2 separate regions of the Homo sapiens genome follow, and region 2 is linked to region 1. Evidence: chromatin loops called from intact Hi-C (ENCODE). Cell type or tissue: heart right ventricle. All regions are shown on one strand. Links, peaks and the distances in the headings refer to the core of each region. The heading gives the core; the rest is flanking DNA.

Region 1 (12,207 bases), core at 1,312-9,311:
ACTCTTATTTTCATCTACATGACTCTTATATTTCTCTCAAATTGTTTCTATCTTAGGTAGAAAAGACATGCATTCTCTTTTGACATTCTAAACCTCTAACATACCAAAATACTTCAATATCTATTTAATCCAGCATTATAAAGTTATATTTAATGAATGCAGTGATTAAGAACACAAATCTGAATTAGCTGGGTGTGATGGCAGGGGCCTGTAATCCCAGCTACTCAGGAGGCTGAGGCAGGAGAACTGCTTGAGCCCAGGAAGCAGAGGTCGCAGTGAGCCAAGATTGAGCCACTCCACTCCAGCCTGGGCGACACAGCAAGACTCCGTCTCAAAAAAAAAAAAAAAAAGAACACAAATCTGGCCAGGTGCAGTGGTTCAAGCCTATACTCCCAGCACTTTGGGAGGCCAAGGTGGGCAGATCACTTGGGGTCAGGAGTTCGAGACCAGTCTGACCAATATGGTGAAATCCTCGTGTCTACTAAAAATACAAAAATTAGCTGGTCATGGTGGCACGTGCCTGTAGTCCCAGCTACTCAGGAGTCTGAGGCAGGAGAATCGCTTGAACCCGGAAGTTGGAGGCTGCAGTGAGCTGAGATTGAGCCACCGCACTCCAGCCTGTGAGACAGAGCAAGACTCCGTCAGATAGACACACACACACACACACACACACACACACACACACACACAAATGTAAATCCCAGAGCCAGGCTACCTAGTTTGAATTCCAGTTCCCACTGGCTAACTATCTGGCTAATCTCAAGTAAATCAGTTAATAATCTCTTTGTGCCTCCATTTCCTCATCCGTAAATTGGAGATAAGAGTGCCTACTTCAGAATGGGGTTATTTTCAGAATTAAGTAAATTAATATATAAGTGCTACATAAGTGTTGCTTTTATCATCATTCAAAATATGTGTCACTTCAAAAAAAAGAAATGTAACCAATTCTTGGTTATCCAGAAAAATGTAGGAAAGCTAAACTAAAAAACATTCTTGTTGATGTCCTTAAAAATCTTCATTTGACTCTGAAGCACCTAATAACTTGTTTGGATTTTTATGTTCTCTAGCCTAGCCTTCTTTCCATGGAAATATAAACCACATTAACATATGCACAATTAGGAGAAAAGAATGGTTCAGAACATGTTTGTTGAACTCACCTGGCATTTAGTAGACATTAATAAATAAATTAATGGACTGAATAAAACTGCTTATCTAAAATATGAACTCCTTAACTAAAAGAGCAAAAGAAGGGACCAGGTATTCTCCATTCAATAAATCTTTGAAGTTTACTGCATAATAATATGAACTAATTTGAAATATCTTGTCAAGAAATTCACTCCATAGAGATTCCTAGAGGGCACGAAAAAGACAATTTCTGAAAATGCTTTTAGGCAAAGGACATGATAAAAACAAAAATTAGAAATTTGGAAATAGAATACATTCTCATATTAAGCTCTCAAATCAATGTATAGCTGAAACTATGTTAAATTTTTCTACATTTTTTCTAATTAAGAAAATCACAGAGCATGGAGTAAAGCAAATAAAAACTAAAAAAAATTATTACTTACACCCTCATAAAATCCTTTTAGATATATCTTCTCCTTTGCTTCTGCAAGTTTTTCCCGGTCATTCTGGCTCTGAATTTTCAACTCATCACAAATGGTTACAGCAGAAAGATTTCCAAAACCTGGGATTTCAATGACTGGCACCTGCAGCAAACAGCAATCAGGAACGTGTTCACACTGACTGGACACACAGCTCTGTAGGGCACAAGTCCTTTTGCCTCTAATGTCCAATTAAGTCATTTCAGATTGTATATGTCATTACGACACTGCCACACATTAAGTAATCACAGAGTGACTAACTTCCAGATGTAAATTTGTCCTTCTACTCTCCACAGGAACCACCCATACTCTGTGTACCAACACCCCCAATGCCCTTCCCCCACCACACACACCTTTCCCAACACTCTATCCTCCACTGGCATATAATTACCTAAGTAATTCATACTGAAACTAGCAAAATGATGTAAACCAGGGGTTCCCAACCCCAAGGATGTGGACCGGTACCAGTCCATGGCATTAGGAACCAGGCTGCACAGCAGGAGGTGAGGAACGGGCGAGCATCACCCCCTGAGCTTCACCTCCTGTCAGATCATGGGTGGCATTAGATTCTCATAGAAGCACGAACCCTATTGTGAACTGTGCATGGAGGGATCTAGGTTGCTTGCTCCTTATGAGAATCTAATGCCTGATGATCTAAGGTGGCACAGTTTCATGCCAAAACCATTCCCCTACCACACCCTGCTGGTCCATGGAAAAATTGTCTTCCACAAAACCAGTCCCTGGTGCCAAAAAGGTTGGGGCCTGCTGATGTAAACAACTAGATTCATGGATGGTTGTGCTTTTGGTTTATATTAATTCCTCTGGATCTTTCATGAAATGAAAATCATTTGCTAGTAATTTAAAAGTTTTTCTTCTATAGATACTAACATGAAAATACAAGAAACATAAAACAGAGTTGTACAGGACTTTGTTAAAGTTATTATGGTTACATATAAACATTCATGAAAAGGGCAAAATTTTATCTTTAGAAGCCAGGAAATTGATCACACTAGCAAAGCAAGCTACTATAAAATTGGTGATGCTAAAAAGCTATTTGTTCCAGAACTGCAGGTGCCAGGTGGTAAGAAAATGCTTGTTAGTTTTCCTTTTGCTCTTATCTACCATAGCAGGTATCAAATTAAAGTGAGTAAATCCTTAAGCAAACTCTCTTTTTCATACTCCACCAATTAATTTTGTTATAAGGAAAACATGTTAGCTCTTCTTTTTCTCTGATAAAGAGATGGATGTGAATATTCTGAATTATCTATGTACTCACCGGCTCAAATGGCAAGACCATGTCATCTCTAATTCCATATTTTGCTCGTAAGGCCTACAGAAAAATTTGCAAGTTAACACTAATGATCAACACTTTACTGGGAGAATCATTGAGAGAAGCAATCTCCAAAGTTTCTTAAAAGTTTCTTTAAAGTTTCTATTTGTTCTCCTCTCCATAGAGAGCAATTTTCTAACTTTGCCAAATATCTCAAAAGGGATCTGTAACCTTCAAAAATTTAATAGCTAAAGTTATAGTGAATAGCCTAAATGAAACCACACAACCAAAAGCAAAAATGTACATAGACATACACATATCACTTAAATTGAGGTTCATATGCCAGATTTCAATGAAAATGTGAATATCAGAAAGCTTTTTCAAAATTCTGTGAACATATTTAAAATTCAAACCACAGAAAATATATTAACATCAAGAAACAAGTTAGAGATAGCAGTTTAAAGATAAATGCATAGCTTTTTAGCCTAGTCCCACAGCGTAGTTCAGCAGCACCTAAGCAATGAGATGGTGAGGACGAAATACAAACATGAAACTCAGATACTTACTTGCTTTTTCTTCAAGTCTCTGAGGGCAGCAATATCATCAGGGGAGTCGGAAGGAACACTTGTAACCACACCAGTGCCTTAGAAAACAAAGTGTGGAATTAATAACTAGAACCAAAATGTGTTTATCAAAATATTTCTAGAAATAAATAAACTCTTTACCTTTATCCTCCTTAATAGTTAGCATTGGGAGAACATAGATCACCTTGTATGATGTTAAAGGTGCAGAAAGTGATGCACCAAGAATTTCCTGCATAAGAAAAAAATCAATATAAAAGGTGAAGTAATTCATTGTGACCATTAGAATTAAAACTATGTTAATATTTTAAGCCCTGAGAAGCTAGTAATCAAAAATATATGGAAATAAATTCAAGAGCTATATTGTACAATATGGTGACTATAGGAAATAACAATGTATTTTATACTTGAAAATTGCTGTGTAGATTTTTTTAAGAGACAGAGCCTTGCTATGTTGCCAAGGCTAGAGTGTAGAGGCTATTCACAGGTGCTATCATAGCATTCTACAGGCTCAAGCTCCTGGGCTCAGGCAAGCCTCCTGAGGTCCCAGCCTCCCAAGTAGCTGGCTCTACAGGTGCATACCACTGCACCTGATTTAAATTTTAACTCTTCTCACCACAGAAAATGGTAAGTACGTAAGGTATAAATTTGTTAATTACCTCAATTTAGCCATTTCACAATGTATATATATTTCAAAACATATTGCGTACCATAAATACAATTTCTGTCAATTAAAAAATGAATACAGGCTGAGCGCGGTGGCTAACGCCTGTAAACCCAGCACTTTGGGATGCTGAGGCAGGCAGATTGCCTGAGCTTAGGAGTTCGCGACCAGCCTGGGCAACATGGTGAAACCCCGTCTCTACTAAAATACAAAAAATTAGCCAGGCGTGGTGGCATGCGCCTGTAGTCCCAGCTATTTGGAAGGCTGAGGCGGGAGAATTGCTTGAACCCGAGAGGTGGAGGTTGTAGTGAGCCAAGATCGTGCCACTGCACTCCAGCCTGGGTGACAGAGGGAGACCCCGTCTCAAAAAATAAAGAAAAGAATATAAATAAAATACATATGAAGTAAAACAAAACACATTATTTTATACCTACTAGAGGAAAAATAATTTTTTTTTTGAGATGGAGTTCTGCTCTTGTTACTCAAGCTGGAGTGCAATGGCATGATCTCGGCTCACTGCAACCTCCGCCTCCCAGGTTCCAGCGATTCCTGCCTCAGCCTCCCATGTAGCTGGGATTACAGGCATGCACCACCACGCCTGGCTAATTTCTGTATTTTTAGTAGAGACAGGGTTTCACCATGTTGGCCAGGCTGGTCTTGAACTCCTGACCCCAGGTGATCCACGCACCTCTGCCTCCCAAAGTGCTGGCATTACAGGCATGAGCCACCGTGCCCGTCCCGGAAAAATAATTTTTAATAATTATAATAACTAAATCTGTCAATATTATGACATGAGTACACTAATACATTGTTTGTGACATTGTACTCCTTGAAGAAAATATAGGAATCCACAGCAAAAGCCACAAAATGTTCATGTAACTCAGACTCAACAACAACTAATTATTTTTTCTTAAACAAGTCTACCCAATGCTGAGTTAATTATACTAGGAAAGCCTGGAAACAACTAAAGCTTTCAATGATAGAAAAAATGATTTAACAAAATATGTTACAAGAACAAGAATGGGTACTATACATCTATTTAAAATAGTAGTTATGAAGACAAAGTAAAAGGATAGTTCTAATTTCACTTGAAAAAATCCAAAAGATTAAGCAATTTTAGACCCAAATTCTCAGATGGCAACAAAGAATTTGCAGCTTCTTGCTCTAGCTAAGGAACACACTTTTCCTTTCCACATAATTCCCACCCACCCCTCTTTATTCATATATGTACTTATAACCTGCCTTTATAGAATTTGCAGTCATATGGATGACAGCTAAATATTATAACCATTTTAAATGTTGAAACTATTTTGCAATTTATAACATCCATGTCCCTCACGCCAGAATTTGCTCAAATTAACAGGGAGAAAAGTTGCATTAAGAATAGGAAAACATGTATGTCCCTAATACTGTTCCCAAGAACTTCTCAGACAAAATTCCAACATTAGGAACTAAAGAGATGTGGCAGTGCTGCTTTTAAAAGAAAAAGGCAGGAAACAATTCAAATATCCATTAATAGAGAATGGTTAAGTAAATTGTGGTACAACCAAACAATGAAATACTATGTAGCTATAAAAAATAAGAATAAAGAAGCTGTTTATGTACTGACAAAATGATTGCCAAGATACAAATTAAAAAGCAAGATGTGGTACAATGCATATAAAGTATATTGCCATTTGTGTAAAAACAGAGGGACAAAGAGTATGTGTGTATTCGCTTGTGTATACATGAAATATTACCAGGATACACAAGACACAGATATTACTAACTACCTCTAGAATGGGGAACTTTTGTATCTTTTTGCGTTTTTTGAATTTTGGGACTTGTAAATATACTGCAATCAAAGTATTAAATAAGGAATAAAATAGTTCAATTTAAAAGAATTGAGATGGTACTCTACTCATATTTTTCTTTTTAAAAAATTATTTAAGATACCAAAGATCAGCATTCACTAAATGGAATTAAACACACTCAGAAATATTGATAATACAGTAGATAAGGCTGGGTACAGTGGCTTACGCCTGTAATCCCTGCACTTTGGGAGGCCGAGGTGGGTGGATCACCCGAGGTCAGGAGTTCAAGACCAGCCTGGCCAACATGATGAAACCCTGTCTCTACTAAAAATACAAAAAATTAGCTGGGCGTGGTGGCCCGCACCTGTAATCCCAGCTACTCAGGAGGCTGAGGCAGGAGAATCGTTTGAACTCAGGAGGCAGAGGTGCAGTGAGCTGAGATCGCGCCACTGAACACCAGCCTGGGCAACAAGGGCAAAACTGTCTACAAAAAAAAAAATAAAAATAAAATAAAGTAGATGAGCTGTGTAACCATCCATATTTAATTAATATCAACCAAGACTTTCTTCACATGAAAAAAAAAAAAGGCAGCTACAATTCCAAATTTAGTATTACCAGGAATTCAGGTAATAGTATTTTTAAAATAATATAATGACTAATGCAGCTATTAAATCTCTTGGGGAGGACTGCCTATATTTTTCAACCAGATATTTACCGAGTTGAAACCTAAAAATAAAATATGCTATCTTAATGATACAGTCATACAATGAATATTACACAACAATAAAAAAAGAACTATTCCTACAACATGTATGAATCTCACAAACATAATGTTAAGCAAAAGAAGCTAGACACAAAACAGTCAGACTACACAATTCCATTATGTAAAGTTCAAGAACAACAACTAATCTTTGGTGAAGTCAGAGCAGTGGTTACCTTTGGAGGAGAGAGGTGAGTACTAATGATATGGACATGAGAGAGCCTTCTGGAGTGCTAAAACTGTTCTATATCTTGATTTAGGTGGTGTTTACGTAAGTGTATATACATATGAAAATGCACCAAAACACACAAGACTTACACAGTTTACTGCATGTACACCTCATTTTTTAAGGTTGTAATGCTCTTTTCTCAATATTCATTGTTGAAATTTTCCTTGAAATTTACGCATTAAAATAAAAAATCTGCTATCCAACTTACCTCCCCCATTAATTCCTTAACAACAGGCACCACGCCATTGTCTTTGGTAAAGCCCTGGTATGACATATTCCTGGCTGCTTTTTGGGTACAGATGAATATATCACCATTCACCGTCTCAAATCCAATGTACTTCATATCAGGACGAACCCAACAATTTGTCTGCCCAAACATGGTCTCAGGTCTGAGAGTAGCAGCCACCAAGAAAATATTTTTACCTTTCAGGCCACTGAGAAAAAAAAACAAATATTGATGTAAAAACATGTCAACTCTGTAACAACTATCTGATGGTTCAGAAATGATAAAGCAATTACTCTGGCAAACCTACCTTAATTTAGATGGGTATGGCTCAAGCACCTTCAATTTGAGTAAAGTATATTCCTGAGGTCCAACACCCTAAGCAAATAAACGATACAAAAATTTGAAGGAAAAAAAAGACTTGCCTTAAACCTACTAATCTATGTGAGAGATCTGATTCAAGTCCCTAAAATGGGTTCTTGCATTATTAATTTTTTTTTGCAGAGAAGAGATTGCCAGTGGTGTGCTAACTATACCCACACAGAAGTCTAGTACGTTAGGAGAGATTTGGAGTAATCGCCCAAAATAGTGTTTGCCAAAATGAAGGTGAGAAGACACAATCAACCCTAATTCCATCCCAGGGCATGTCCCACATAGTAGTCATCAAAGGAAGACACTAGACCAGAGGTCAGAGATAATGTGCTTTCTAAACTTAGTTTGCTCCCTTACTAATGGTTAGACCCAAGGTAGTCATAATCTCTCTAAGCCTTTCTTTCCTTATTGGTAAAATAAGGATGTTGCGTCTCAGATAGGACTGTCCTGAGGAACACACAAGATAACAGATGAAAAATGCTTTGAAAAATCTACAAAGGATTACTGAAATCTAGGATATTGCTGCCATTGGCTATATTAAAACTTTACTGGGTCTTAAGTCTCTCAAATCTTTTAAAATTTTGATCAACTCTCACTTAGATAAGTTACATCAAAATTGAAGGCTGATTTTGAAAATATGTTCAAAGATGGTAATAAAAAATGATGCAATCATAGGGAATCATAAGTTCAGATGCTGGCATTGTCATTGATTTTTACTTTGCCATGGATTTAGCCAAATCACTTACTCTTGATTTATTCAAGTATTTCAGAGAATAATGTTAATAATGTGTTCTACAGGAATTAGAATGAACTTCTAGGCATGGCTAGAATTACTTTGGAAATAAGCAAGAAGGCACATGATCAAAGCAAATATAACTGGAATCTGTGTATATCAAATCTTGGTCACATATCTTATTACCTCTCCCCATGCTTTCTTTTTAGAGCTGTTTATTTTCCAGATGGTGCTTCACAACATTAGCATGCATATACATCACATTGAGAGCTCGTAAAAAGATATTCCTGGAGGCCGGGCACGGTGGCTCACGCCTGTAATCTCAGCACTTTGGGAGGCCAAGGCGGGCAGATCACGAGGTCAGGAGATCGAGACCATCCTGGCTAACACGGTGAAACCCCGTCTCTACTAAAAATACAAAAAATTAGCTGGGTGTGGTGGTGGGCACCTGTAGTCCCAGCTACTCGGGAGGCTGAGGCAGGAGAATGGCGTGAACCCAGGAGGCAGAGCTTGCAGTGAGCCGAGATAGCACCACTGCAGTCCGGTCTGGGCTAAAGAGCAAGACTCCGTCTGAAAAAAAAAAAAAAGATATTCCTGGGCCCCACCCCCAGAACTTTTGATTCAGCAATTTTGGGGTGAGGCTAAACAATGTGCTTTCCTGTAACAAACTGATGCAGCTGTCCTCACATGACTCTTAGGATAGCTAGGTACTACACAAGATACAGGTACCTGTATTGATATTCTATCTCCTCTTCATATCCACCAGAGTATCAGGACTACATCCCTCAGCACTACAAAGAAGTTATTTTTAGGTTTCTATTTCTTAAACTCTATAGTCTTATTAAGGATTATTATAATAGCTACTCTGTCTCACAAATAATCACCTCTCCAGTTTGTCTATCATGATCCATGCAAGGCTGTCCATCTTTCGGAGAGTAAATTGTATACCTAAAAAATAAACAAAAAGTGACAAACATTATTATAATATTCACGTTTTATCCTACCATATTTGCCTGTGTTGCACCTAATTTCTTACATGTCTTGCAACTAGAATTTCTGAGTAGATATCTGTGTCTATTATGTGTACTCTTATGGTAGTTCCACTGTCAACCTACTTATTTAATGAAAGCTTTCTATCTTCGTCAAAGGTAATACCACTGAAAAATACACACTGATCTTGGCTTTGTGGTATTGAACAAAAGATTATAAAACATAAATTGACTTAACAAATGAAACTATCAGGAAGTTGATTATGTAGATTAATCAAGGAAGATAACTTATTTTCATTTCTTAAGTTATCTTCCTTGATTAATCTACATAATCAAGGAAGAATCTTAATTTGTAGAACAAAGTATAAAATAAAACACAAATCAAATGATTACTTTTTCTGCTTGGCAGGGAATACTGAACATAATCTTTAGTAAGATAATAAAAGCCCACCCTCCCATTCTCCCTGGTTATATCTGTCATAAACACTAAGCAGCTCAGAGAAATTAAGACACTGGTAAGGAAAAAAGGAAAACAAAGGATACAAAAGAATAGAAACAACATATTTTAAAACCTGAAAGGTAATGGGAAAAGGTAGGCTACAAGGTATTTATTTATTCATGTAAGCAATCCTCCTGCCCCATCCTCTCAAGTAGCTAGGACTACAGGTGCATGCCACCATGCCTGGCTAATTTTTTTTTTTATATAAAGAGATGTGGTCTCGCTATGTTGCCCAGGCTGGTCTCAAACTCCTGGCCTCAAGCAATCCCCTCACCTCAGTTTCCCAAAGCACTGGGATTACAGGCGTGAGCCTCTGTGCCCAACTGATTTTTGCTTTATTATGCTCAAGTATAACAAACTTACCGCTTCCCAAATTTAATTTTGTTTCTTTCTCTTAATGTTAAAAATTGCCATCTGACAAATGAATCATAGTAAGGATTAACATCAGTGGTGATGAAGGAACGACGCCAGTCTACCTATAAAAGGAAAATTTTAAAAGGCAATTACTGAGAAATACACAAATTTTGTTTAAATAAGAATTCCTATGAATCAATTATTTACTCTTCTAACTTAGAATCAGATCAACTATTAAAAATAATTTTCCAAGTTCCACTATTAAAAGTATATCACAATTACTTTAATTTACTTAAAGTATATTTTTAAGCATATACATATACATATTAACAAACATATAGAAGCTATAATAAATTAAGAAGAAACATTTAATCCTACCTTTATGTATTCCTAAATATTCAAGTTAAACTTGGGCTTCTTCATATTCTTTGAATAAAGCTCCTTTCTACTAATTGTTAATATGTCAATATACATTCTAATTCAACAAATAGTGAAGTATTCATTGTTATGAGACCCATAGGCAATGTTAGGTTCTAGTCTAACAATAACAGTACTAATTCTTTAGTGGCATACAGGGGAAATATATTATTCTAAAATTAGGAATTGGTCCAAATCTCATATAATCACACAAATATACAGACATATCTGGGAGATATTGTGGGTTTGGTTCTAAACCACCACAACAAAACAAGTCACACAAATTTTTTGATTTCCCAAGGCATATATAAGTTATGTTTATACTATATTGAATTATGTTAAGTGTGCAATAAAGTTATATTTAAAAAGACAATGTATATACCTTAATTTTAAAATACATCATTGCTATAAAATGCTAATAATCATCTGAGCCTTCAGTTGAGTTGTAATCTTTGTGCTGGTGGAGAGTCTTGCCTCGATGACGGCTGCTGACTGATGAGAGAAGTGGCTACTGAAGGTTGTGATGGCTATGGCAATTTCTTAAACTAAGACAACAATGAAGTTTGCCACATCCATTGACTCTTCCTTTCACAAAGATTTCTCTGTAGCATGCGATGCTGTCTGATAGCATTTTACTCATAATAGAACTTTCAAAACTGGGAGTGGGCCGGGCATGGTGGCTCATGCCTGTAATTCCAGCACTTTGGGAGGCCAAGGCAGGCGGATCACTTGAGGTCGGGAGTTCGAGACCAGCCTAACCAACATGGAGAAACCCCGTCTCTACTAAAACAAACAAACAAACAAAAAATACAAAATACAAAATTAGCCAGGTGTAGTGGCGCATGCCTGTAATCCCAGCTACTAGGGAGGCTGAGGCAGGAGAATCACTTGAACCCGGGAGGCGGAGGTTGCAGTGAGTCGATATCATGCCATTGCACTCCAGCCTGGGCAACAAGAGCAAAACTCCATCTCAAAAAAAAAAAAAAAATTTGGAGTGAATCCTCTCAAAACCTGCTACTGCTTTATCAACTAAAGTTTATGTGATATTCAAAATCTTTGTCATTTCAACAATGTTCACTGCACCTTTACCAGAAGTAGACTCCATCTCAAGAAACTACTTTTTTTGCTCATCCGTAAGAAGCGAATCCTCATCCATTCAAGTTTTCTCATGAGATTATAGCAATTCAGGCTTATCTTCAAGCTCCACTTGTAATTCTAGTTCTCTTGCAATTTCTACCACATCTGCAGTAACCTCCTCCCCTGAAGTCTTGAACCTTTCAACGTCATCCATAAGAGTTAAAATCAGCTTCTTCCAAACTCCTGTTAATGTTGATATTTTGACCTCTTCCCATGAATCATGAATGTTCTTAATGGCATCTAGAACAATGAATCCTTTCCAGAAGGTTTTCTATTTACTTTGCCCAGATCCATCAGAGGAATTACCATCTATGACTGTTATAGCCTTATAAAATGTATCTCTTAAATAAGAAGACCTACAAGTCAAATGACTCCTTGATTCATGGACTGCAGAATGAATGTTGTGTTTGCAGGCATAAAAACATTCATCTCCTTGTATATCTCCATCAGAGCTTTTGAGTGATTGGGTGCATTGTCAATGAACAGTAATATTTTGAAAGAAATTTTTTTTTTTCCTGAGCAGTAGGTCTCAAGAGTGGGCTTAAAACATTCACCAAACCATGCTTTAAACAGATGTGCTGT
Region 2 (12,207 bases), core at 2,643-10,642, 130 kb after region 1:
TGGCTGACACAGTGAAACCCCATCTCTACTAAGAATACAGAAAATTAGCCGGGCATGGTGGCGTGCACCTGGAGTCCCAGCTACTCAGGAGGCTGAGGCAGGAGAATCACTTAAACCTGGGAGGCGGGTTACAGTGAGCCGAGATCGCGCCACTGCACTCCAGCCTGGGCGACAGAGTGAGACTCTGTCTAAAAAACAAAAAAACAAAAAAAAAACAAAACTTTTAAAAATAAAAATATAATGTATGCAAATGGTTAAAAGGATGACTAGGGCCAGGTACGGTGGCTCACGCCTATAATCACAGCACTTTGGGAGGCCGAGGCGGGTGGATCACCTGACCTCAGGAGTTTGAGACCAGCCTGGCCAACATGGCAAAACCCTATCTCAACAAAAAATACAAAAATTAGCTAGCTGTGGTGGCATCTGCCTGTAGTCGCAGCTACTCGGGAGCCTGAGGCACATGAATTGCTTGAGCCCAGGAGGTGGAGGTTGGAGTGAACCCAGATTGCGCCACTGCACTCCAGCCTGGGCAATAGAGCAAGACTCTGTCTCAAAAAAAAAAAAAAAAAAAGTATGACTAATAAAAGTAAAATCTCCCTTTTATTAATCTTTTTCCATTCTTAAAAGATAGTCACTATTCTTAGGTATCTTTATAGAAAAATACTATGTATGTAAGAAAACATATATAAAGCTTCTCACTTTAAAAACATTTACGAAAATGTGATCGTATTATACATACAGGGCTGCATTCCAAACCTTGCCTTTTTCACATAAAAATCTTAGCTATCTGGTATTCCTTTAATTTTTTTTTTTTTTGGAGACAGAGTCTCAAGTCACCTGTCACCCAGGCCGGAGTGCAGTGGTACGATCTCAGCTCACTGCAACCTCCACCTCCCAGGTTCAGGGATTCTCCTTTCTTCGCCTCCTGAGTAGCTGGGATTATAGGCATGCACCACCGCGCCCAGCTAATTTTTGTATTTTTAGTAGAGATGAGGTTTCACCATGTTGGCCAGCTGGTCTCAAACTCCTGAACTCAGGTGATCTACCTGCCTCAGCCTCAAAGGGCTGGGATTATAGGCATGTGCCACCACGCCCGACCTATTTCCTTAAAATTTTTAAAGGTTATACCTATAGTCAACTAAAAATGTTTATAAAAACCAACTATACTGATCATAAACATATAGTTCAATGATTTATGAGAAGGCAAACACCTAATATACCTATACCTCAGGTCAAGAAATAGAACATTTCCAATACCCCAATCTCCCTTGTTGCTCCCTCCAGCCTCTATCTATCTTCTCTCCTTCTCAGAGCAGTAACTGTTAGCCTCACTTTATGATAGTCACCTTGCTTTCTTTATACAGTCAATCCTTATTATTTTCAGATTCCACATTTGCCAATTCATCTACTCACTAAAATTTATTTGTAACCCCAAAATCAATACTTATGGTGTTTTGTGGTCATTCTCAGACATACACACAGTTGCCAGTCCCCTCATGAGCCCGTTTTCAGCTGAGATAGAAATAAGGTGGTGCTATGCCTTCTTGTTTCAGCTTTTATACTGTAAACAAATGCCCCTTTTGCAGTCTATTTGTTTTATTTATTTATTTATTTATTTTTGAGACAGAGTCTCGCTCTGTCACTCAGGCTGGAGTGCAGTGGCATGATCTTGGCTCACTGCAGCCTTCGCCTCCCGGGTTCAAGTGATTATCTTGCCTCAGCCTACCTAGTAGCTGGGATTACAGGCGCCCACCACCACACCCAACTAATTTTTGTATTTTTAGTAGTAGAGACGAGGTTTCACCATGTTGGCCAGGTTGGTCTCAAACTCCTGACATCGGCCTCCTAAAGTGCTAGGATGACAGGCGTGAGCCCCTGCGCCCAGCCTTTGCAGTCTATTTAATGCCACATTTTTCTCAATTTTTTTTGTTTTCTTGGTGATTAAACTGTTTTAAATGGCCCCCGAATGTAGTTCTAAAGTCCTGTCTAGTGTTCCTAAGTGCAAGGCTGTGATATGCCTTACAAAGATACATGTGTTAGTTAAGCTTTGTTCAGGCATGAGTGAGTGCTTTTGGCCATGAGTTCAATGTTAATGAATCAGTAACATATATTAAATAAGATGTCTTTCAACAGAAACACATAAAACCAAAGTTTGTGTTGATTAGCTGACAAAAATGTTGTGACCCTCTAAAACAGGAGTGTCCAATCTTTTGGCTTCCCTGGACCACACTGGAAGAAGAATAATTGTCTTGGGCCACACATAAAATACACTAACACTAATGATACCTGATGAACAGGAAAAAAAAATCTCATAGTGTTTTAAGAAAGTTTATGAAATTTGTGTTGGGCTGCATTCAAAGCCATCCTGGGCCATATGTGGCCCATGGGCCACAGGTTGGACAAGGTTGCTCTAGAGGCTCATAAGAGTCTAATTCTATTTCCCCTATAAGTAGTGGCTATTTGCCAGTTAAATGTTTGCATCAACTTTTTAGAACAAAACTACTGCAAGTAATGAGAATTGACTGTAGTTTTATCACCTAAATATGCATTCCTAAATATTAGAGTAGTATTCTGCCTGTTTTTAAAATGTTATGTAAATGGAATCACACAGTGTATATTCTTTTGTGCTTGGCTTCTTCTGTTTAATGTTTGTGAGACTCATTCATGTTTTTACATGTAACATTAATTTGCCATTTTTATTACTATATAATAGTTGTATCAATATACCACAGTTTATTTTTCATCTTTTTTTTTTTTTTTTTTTTTGAGATGGAGTCTCACTCTGTTGCCCAGGCCAGATCACAGTGGCGCGATCTCGGCTCTTGGCAACCTCCACCTCATGGGTTCAAGCGATTCTCTCCTGCCTCAGCCTCCTGAGTAGCTGGGATTATGGGCGTGTGCCAGTACCCCTGGCTAATTTTTGTATTTTTAGTAGAGATGGTGTTTCTCCATGTTGGACAGGCTGGTCTTGAACTGCTGACCTCAGGTGATCCGCCCACCTCGGCCTCCCAAAGTGTTAGGATTACAGGCGTGAGCCACCGCACCCAGCCTCATCCTCTTACTGATGGATGTTTGGGTTATTTCTACTATGTGGCTTTTGTAAGCAGTGTTGCTATCTTATACATGTTTTTAACTACACATGTACACACCATTTCTCTTGGATATACAGTTGGCCCTTCATATGTGTGGGTTTCACCTCCATGGATTCAACCTATTTTGGATCAAAAATATTGGGAAAAAAATGAAAGGTTGCATCTGTACTGAGCATGTACATTTTTTGTCATTATTCCCTAAACAATACAGTATAACAACTATTTACATAGCTTTTACATTGCATTAGATATTATAAGTAATCTAGAGAGGATTCAAAGTATATAGGAGAATGTGTGTAGATTACATGCTAATACTACACTATTTTATGTAAATGACTTGAGCATTCATGGATTTTGGTATTCACAGAGAGTCCTGGAACCAGTCCCCCAGAAACACCAAGTGATGACTGTATGTGGAATTGCTGAGTGAACCCCATCAGTTTTAGATTCTTACCAGTTTAGAATCAGTTTGAGATTCTCACCATTTGTGTATGAGAATTCCTAACTTGGTAGCGTCATAATATATCTTTATTCTAATTGCTAATTTATTTGATTTGTTGTAAGTTAGATAGTAGAAATTATTTGTTCTTAATTTCAGACTCTGTATACATTTCTTATTCTTCCTTTAATAATGTATATGCAATACATTTAATGCCTTAATATTCCTTTTGGAGGACAGACCTCTTATCCTCTTTGGAGAGCAACACAGTTATTACAGATTTAAAAATCTTTATTACTTTTTCTGTTTATAAAAGTAATATGTTTTTATTTAGAAATTCAAATAATAAAGAAATGAACAAAACAAGCAGGGAAAGCCTCTCTATAATTGGGCTGTGTGTTAAAGGATAGAGTAAAGGGTAAAGGATCTCTGTTACGTACATTACCTAATTTTTAAAAGATGGTAAATATAGACCAGGTGCTGTGGCTCGTGCCTGTAATTCCAACACTTTGGGAGGCTAAGGTGGGAGAATTCCTCGAGCCCAAGAGTTTGAGACCAGCCTGGGCAACATCGGGAGACCCCGTCTATAAAAATAAAAAAATTAGCCAGGTGAGGTGGTGCATGCCTGTGGTCTCAGCTCCTTGGGAAGCTGAAGTGGGAGGATCACTTGGACCCAGGGAGTCGAGGCTGCAGTGAGTGTGATCTTCCCACTGCACATTCCAGCCTGGGAATCAGAGCAAGACCCTGTCTCAAAAAGAAAAAAAAAAGGTACATATCTATATTTGGTAGGGCTATTTTGATACATCAGTTTGGTATGTCCCATGAGTCATAATGTTTGGTGTTAGGTTATGAGCATTTAGACCCTTCAAGGAATGGTGGGAATTTTTCCCTTAGAACACAGGACGATGTCTGTGCAGGCAGTAATGGATTTATGAGTCTGCTCTAATGTACATTCTCACCATGCTATGCTCCAAGTGTTTTATGGAAACATTTGGCAAATGCTTCAGGAGGTTTAGCAATGATTTTGCTAGATAGACTAGAATGAAAGCCCAAATAAAAAAGAATCTCTTCTATTATGTTTTTTAGAACCCCCAGTTCTATAAATGAGGACCTTTGATAGGAAAGCTATAGGGATGGCTAAACTTCTACTTTTCTGAAACTTTGGATCCCTAGTCCCTTGTCTGTGTTGCTTTGTCTTTAAAATTTGCTTTCCCCTATTGGAATTTGCTGGGGAGAAAAAAATGTTTAAAAATTAGTACCAAGTAACATTTGAAATGGAGCAGTTTTATGAGTTAGGATAGTATTAGGCATTTGTTTAATGTTTATTGAATGCATAGATGAGCTGGGAGGTGCTTATTAGTGTATAGCGTTTCAGAAGTGGAAATAAGAAGAACTTTATCCAACATAGGTGGGGCTGTGAGAGATGCAGTGAGATGAATAAGCAGATGATTCACCTTTTTTCTAAGGTTTGAGTCTATATATGTAGATATCAAAGCCAAAGGTCAATACCTGTATTAAGAATATTTCTTGTCCTCATCATGACTTTTGTAAGTAGAGCAACTCTACTTAGAAAAAAAATTATTTCTTCAACCAAGACAGATGCTAACATTTACCTGACACAGATATAAACCATGGGTTATCCTAGGCAAACCAGAACATATAGTTGCTCTAATTAAAAGGGACTTTATTTTTTTTAGCTCTCATTGGAGATTGTAGATCCACCTTAACAGATTTCTCTCCTGCCCTATGTTATACTTTTTAAATAACACAGAATTTGCAGAAATCATTAGTAAATTTGAGTGCAAACTTGTATGTTCTTCTAATATATATTTTAGACCGCAAACCAAGGGCCAAAATTTAAAGACCGTCGGCTACAGATATCATGGCACAAGCCCAAGGTACCATCTATATCCACTGAGACTGAAGAAGAAGAAGTCAAGGAGGAGGTAAATTTAGTGGTTGGAAATAAGAGTTGAATTAGATCACTTCTCAATTATGTATTTTTTATGATATTAAATAGTATAAATTAAAAAATGCTGGGTTTTTCTTTCATGCATGCAAATTAAGACCCGTTTAGATGTTTATTAGAGAATTAAAACAGGTCTAGAGATATAAGAAGCTGTGTTAGGGGTTATTTTCTTCTGATATAGGAAAGACTGTTCTTTTTTGTTTACATTTATATTGGATTTATTTGAGCTCTAGAAATTTTTATTCTGATGAATAAAGTCAGAGATTACATAAATGAATTAAACTTTAATTGGTTGGTTTCACTTTTTGTTTATTCAAGTTCCATAGTAATAGATTTGAGTTTCTTATTTTCCTTCTGTGTACAATTGGTTAAAATCAGAGTGTGCAGAAGTTGAACATAGAGGAGAGAATTGGAAAACTAAAGACCTAAATAATAAAAGTACTGAATAATCAGCTTCTTAAAATATATGAGAATTTATTTTGCTTTTTTACTCCTGTTGTTTATCATTAGTTTATTTAGTGAACACTTAGGCTATATTGCGAGGTTTTCCTGATTTATATGACAATCTTGGTTTTAAAAGATACCTAGCTAGCATTTATAGTTTGATCAAGTGTCTTCTCACTATATAGGTAATTTTACACAGCAAAAGCAGAAATGTTCCCTAGATTAAAAGAAAAACAGAAGTCATGGTATTTGGGTAGTGTTTGCAGATACATCTACTTTGTCTAAGATTTTAGATTTTTATATAAGATTTGGAATATCAGTGTCATGGGGAAGCTAGTATATTCACCTCTCACAAACAATTGGATGGATATAAAAACAAAGATTTAGGTGTTTGGTCATTTATTTTCCTAATTTTTTATAGAATAAAATTAATTTTAATTTATCAGAAATGTATCTCATAGTCTTTTTTAAATTTTCTGTACTAAATGTCCACATTATTTTCCTGATGATATTAGAGTAGAAATCTCCTATTAAAAGTAGCAAAATTAGCAGGGGAGAAGAATTCATATTCATTTACAAAAATATTTTGGGCTTTTTTTTTTTTTTGCCCTGAAAGATACTCTTGCATGCATCCCTTATGAAATCTAGCCTGGGCTTTGTATACTAGCCTGTTTGTCCTTTGGCCTAAAAAGTATTTTACTTACCATTCTTGTGCCACTAAGCAGATTTTAACCTCTCTTTCTTCAGGAAACAGAAACCTCAGATTTGTTTTTGCCTGATGATGACGATGAAGATGAAGATGAATATGAGTCTCGCTCATGGCGAAGATGAAATCTGATGCTAGCTGTATAATTTTTAGGAATATTGTTTAGAAGAACAACTTTTAAAAATTATTTAAAAGAAGTCAATGAGCCAAAAAAAATTTTTTTATTTTTCTTTTCAACACAGTAGGTTCAAGAACAGCAAGTTTGCTATTTAAACACATCTCATAACTGTACATGATATTAAAGCACCAAAGGCCTAGTGACTTTTACACAGTTGTGAAGATCCACAGCAATGACATGGATAATCTCTAGAGCCTTATTTTCCACACCACCTTTTTTTTGTTGCTGTTGGTGTTGGATTATGATGTAAATGACAGGGTGTTCAGAAATTTTATTTTGGATTATAATCTACTGATAAAATTTAATTAAATGTCAAAATCACCTGTAATCTTTTAACTCTCAGTTGTTATGGATGGGTCATCAGACAGTAGGAAATATTTGTAATTAAAATACCCTTTTGCTTTCAAGAGTGGTCTTGGAAGAAAAATATGTTTATTTTAATTTTAATTTTTTTTTTTTTTTACTTTGGAGGAGCCCAATTTGTATTCAGTCTAAATTTGTTTTTCATGGTTTTTATGTGTGGTAGTACTAGTTCAGTGAAAATCACAACAAACTGTGTGTTCTTAAATGCTACAGCAATGGTAGCTAGCTCTATAGTATTTCCATTCTCTTGTCATATGAACTCCTGGACTTTTCCTGCTACTGATTCTTAGTTTGCTTTGATATTTAGTGAGCGCTGGTTCGGCTGGTCTTTTTAAAAATTTTTATAACTCAGAATGTAAAAGGCTTTCACCTATTGCCCCTTTCTCGTCCCCCTTTTCTTCCTCTTGCCTTTCTATTAATAGGCCTGACTTAGTCATCATTGATATAAGTGGTTCATTTGGGCAACCGCAGGCAGTCTCCAATAAAAGGTTCAAACCAGCACCTGGATAAATAAGTGATGTTTTGATGAGAATGATGGAAGGATTTTGGGGAGAAGAGAATCACCAGCTTTATTTTTTCCCTCTTTTGAAGCTTCAGTTCAGTATAGTTACACAGAAGGGTTTAAAAATGTCTGAAATTCTTTTCCTAAATTTAAACCATGATGGTGAGGTGACTGGGGGGTGGGGGGTGGAGGTGGGAGGGGGTTGAGGGCTGAGTATGCTAGTAATAAATGGGAGTCATATATGACTTTGTTCAGATGACCTTATTTTTTCATAATTTTGTAGCTTGTTGCTATCCATGAACATACGCATCCCTCAGTAGACAGTTTCCTTTACTGTGTGCATTTTTACTGTACACTGTATAGAGTAGAGTATCTGTTAAGTAAAATATATATGTAAATTTATGTCTTCGTGTTCTGAATGTTAGATGGAAAAGCAGAGGAGCAACACTACACTGTACTGACCCCTGGGAAAATAAAATGATTAATGTACCTAGGCTGTCACTTTTTCAAGGATATACACATCTGTGTTTTTATATATGTGTGGTATGAAAATTTGAAACCTCCTGTTGTCTCCAAAAGGGTCTTGGTGACCACTATATCAAGGATTTTGTTTGCTGAGGTAAAGACAATTTCTCAATATAGAAACTATTCACTAAGAACTTAAAACCATCAGGATTCTAGATTTACTTAGCTATAAGAAGTTAAATCCCACGTTCTGATAATCTTTATTCTTCTACATGTTTTCCTGGAATGATGTGTCAAACCAGGGTCATTTTTAAGTTCATATAATTTTCTTTCATAATAATGAGGACTTCCTTTTTCTAGGTTATTGTTATATTTCTAGTAACACTGAAGGTAAAATAAGCTTATAAAAGAAGGAAAACATCAGAATGGTGTATCTAGAATACACAATCTTGCTCCTTACTCCTCCATCATCTCTAATGAAATTTTTCTTGATGTCTGTGGCTCAGTCAGTATATATTTTGAAAGATTCATTGTGGTGAATATTTTGAGTCCTGACAGTTTAAACGTGATAGAGGGAACAAAGGATTTATATATTTTTTGTACAAAGTTTTTTCTTAAACTGTATAATTTTGTAAATAATTTGTTTGGGTTTTTTTTTTGTGTACTAAAACTACCAGCGTATAGATTTCAATAAGAATTGTTGTATTTTTGTATTTGGAAACTGAAAATTACAGTAAATAAATGGAACTCTAAGAAAAATTTCAGTAGACAGTTCAACAGAATGAGATTCCTTTTCATATGATTTTTTTGACCTCAAAATGGACATCTTATTTCACTCTCAGTAAAAAGTTGAAAATTTGACTTTTTAGTATTGGGGGCAGAAGATAGAAGTGTGTTAAAGTGAAAAACAGTTTTTTCAGTAAGGTTTGAGGCCCTTTCTATAAGTTTTCAGTACACCTTAAACAGGACTAAAAATACTTTAAAAGTGTGCTTTCAAAGAATTTTAAAACATGTTTGACTCAAAGATGAATTTGAAGTGAGTTAATTATAATACTGGAAAACTTCAGGTTAGCATAAAATAGTTTATATATATCCCCTGCCCCCTTTGGGATTTACTTCCACCATCAAATCTTCAACTGTTAGAATTTCACTTAAAAGTGAATAACTGCCATACATGTTTTCTTGGCATCTTCATTTACAGAAATAACATACAGCATCTAAAGCAAGTTCTGTCCCTCTTAATGTGTATGACATCTTTTTAAGTAGCTGATCAGCAATAATAGCCACCAGTTGACTAGGTCAGCCTGATATACTAGTGGATCACTGTCCAAGATAAAAAGGTAACCCCAAGTATTGCAAAATTTCCCTCAATTTCTTTATGTAACATTGAAGAAATGTTGTTACCAGCTAAGATGATAAATTGGAAAACAGTCTTGTTAAGGTGAAAGGGGTCCTTGGTGATGGATCATTATTTCAAAAAAGAAAAAAATCATGTGAAAAGGAATAGTGGTTCCTCTTGATGTATAGTATGCCTGTATTATAGTTTTTACAAAATTGTGAACTTGTGTAATAGTATAATAGGAGATATTGTTGAATTTCTAACTGTTTATACATTTAAATTCATATATGTAATGTTTGTTTTATCAATTACAATCTGAATTTCTAAGAAGCATGTTGACTTTTGCAATAAAGATGCAATATGGAATGGTTCACAATTGGAAAAAAAAAAGAAAAAAGATGAAAGTATTACAAATTTAAAAGAATTTGGAAAATTTATGAACCATTCCAAAAATTATAACAATCACCAAAAGAGCTGTAATTCTGGCTTGTTCTGGAAAGAAAGAAAATGTGTGTGTATGCTTGCTTGTGAGAGTGAGTGAGTAGTGGCTATGTATGTGTGTTTTATGTTGTGTTCATAAACATGAGAGAACATCACTCAATATGAAGTTGGGTTCGAAGTCACTGGCTATTAAATATTAAGTAGGATAACTTTCTCAACAGAGTAGCCTGGAGAATGAAAGAGAAGGTATTAAAATGCTACTTGTAAGTAACCTTTGATAGCCACATTATTTTGTTCCTGGATGGTTCTTGGTATCCCAGATAAAAAAGCACAAAACAGTTTCTTGAAAGCAATTATTTTAATGTTGTCTTGAGGATATTCATTATGCCTGCCATCAGTAGGAGGGACATTTTCCTTAAGTAGAATAGGGAGAAGGGAAAAAACACCTAGAAGAGATGATTTAAACATAAATCAGTTCTGAATGTGACAAAGATTTGTAAGGACAAACGGGAAGATAGTGATGTTATGCACTAAGGACTGGGTGGTGATGAGAAAGAGAAGGGAAGTGTATCACCTGGTTTTCCCATTTTAAAAAATGCTATTATAAAATTCCCCCTCCAATGATTATGCATTGTTTAAGAAGGAACATTCTTTGAATTTCAGCTTATACAAGAAAATACTCAAAGAATGAGAGTAAAGTTATTTTCATTCCTTTCAAATAAAATTTATTTTATGTATTATGTAAATAGCAAATAAGCTGTTTGTCACCATTTGCTTTGAGTAGATCATAATTAATCCTAAATATATTTACAATAAACATTAGTTCTGGGACTTTTTTGGAGGGAGCAGGCAAATTCTGAACATAGTTATATCTATTGAACAAATCAAATGTTTTACTAAGATGGAGCTCTCATTAACAGAAATTAATGATTTTATGTGATATTTTTACTGATTTTGAAGTAAATTGTGCTAAAGCCAAGGATAAATTTTGAATAAGCCCCAGCATACAGTCAAATCTGGATCTAGATATGTTACCGTAAACACAGAATTGTGTTTATCAACATGTGGGGATATTGGATGATAGGGTTGCTTTAGACTAAATGGACCAACATTACCTTGCTGTGCAGAGCTGCTCATTTTATGTTCATTTTTAGTCTGAAAGACCTAACTTGAGAGACCAACCAAAATTGACCCAGAAAAGAAAAAAGAAAAGGCAATCTACTGCTACTGCTTGTATTATGAATCACCTTCATTTATGCTAAATTGGTTTTATTGCCAAGATCTCTCCTTTCAACAGGATCATCTACCATTTGGCCTCTTCCCTGTTCTCCAGTTGACCTTAGGTTAACTAAACCATTTCAACATTCTAAGATAGGCAATTTGATATGGGGTGAAATCAAGGGCAGAATAGTGTTGGATGATTGTGAGTTATTTGTGTTTCCATCTACTCTTAGGCTTCTGCAAGCATTTCTTTTTGTGGTGGTGGTGGTGGTAGTGGTGTTCGTTAACATAAGCACGATTAACATTGCTGTTACTTTTTCTTTGCAATTGTATTAAATTATTTTTTTGTGAAAGAGCAGCAAGGAAAGAAGACCGCTTAGCTTGTTTTAGATAAAGATAAGCCTGAATTTCTGACCTCACTTCCACTTCAGTTTTCTGACCACTTCATAGAGGTGTTTTTTTTTTTTTTTTTTTTTTTTTTTTTTTTTTTTTTTTTTTGAGATGGAGTCTTGTTATGTTGCCCGGGTTGGAGTGTAGTGGCATGATCTTGGCTAATTTTTGTATTTTTAGTAGAGACAGGGTTTCACTGTGTTGGCCAGGCTAGTCGTGAACTCCTGATCTTAAGTGATCCTCTAACCTTGGCCTCCCAAAGTGCTGGGATTACAGGCTTGAGCCACCACCCCCAGCCAACTTCATAAGAGTTTTACTAGTTTGAATATAGTGACCTACTAATTCTTAAAATAATATGTAGAGTTGGAGTTCAGGTTTAGCACTTGATTGTTCAAAATTGTAATTTACTCAATTCTTTGAAGGCAAATATAGGGGCGGAAACACGCCTTTTCAGCACTTAGCCATTTCTGTTGATTAAATTCTTAACACGCCTTTGTAAAAACCTTATAAAGATGAATGTCTTATTAATAGTTTTCTAAAGTCCTTGTGATTTTACTTCTTAGTTTGCCTCCAGACTTCTATCACTGTGAGATACTGATATATTTCTTCTAATTTTAAATTTAATTTGTAAGGGCTAATACCTTGCCAAATTAATTTT

Evidence for each region. Hi-C counts contacts between places; a loop is a spot of excess contacts. Peaks named below come from ENCODE experiments on the same cell type or tissue, not always from the same donor. Only the 100,000 strongest peaks of a DNase experiment are listed, where the experiment ranks them.
Region 2: a loop joins it to region 1, with 2.5 times the contacts of the local background. A loop is called at or near these places in 13 of 110 quality-filtered maps.

What each region holds. Positions count from the first base shown.
Region 1 is chr5:146,150,294-146,162,500 of GRCh38, forward strand. LARS1 (leucyl-tRNA synthetase 1) reads right to left here. Exons shown (of 32, transcript NM_020117.11): 7 at 10,081-10,193; 8 at 9,114-9,177; 9 at 7,435-7,502; 10 at 7,110-7,335; 11 at 3,600-3,687; 12 at 3,441-3,517; 13 at 2,881-2,934; 14 at 1,569-1,709. Among named protein-coding and RNA genes, the nearest start is that of LARS1, 26 kb to the right of the region's middle. RefSeq lists an enhancer at 1,172-1,341. In heart right ventricle, for the core only: no CTCF peak of the experiment used is centred there; no DNase peak of the experiment used is centred there.
Region 2 is chr5:146,279,256-146,291,462 of GRCh38, forward strand. All of the region lies in intron 18 of RBM27-POU4F3 (RBM27-POU4F3 readthrough), which reads left to right. RBM27 (RNA binding motif protein 27) reads left to right here. Exons shown (of 21, transcript NM_018989.2): 20 at 5,367-5,477; 21 at 6,692-9,968. The coding sequence ends at 6,775. Among named protein-coding and RNA genes, the nearest start is that of POU4F3, 53 kb to the right of the region's middle. In heart right ventricle, for the core only: no CTCF peak of the experiment used is centred there; no DNase peak of the experiment used is centred there; H3K27ac peaks cover 1,260 bases.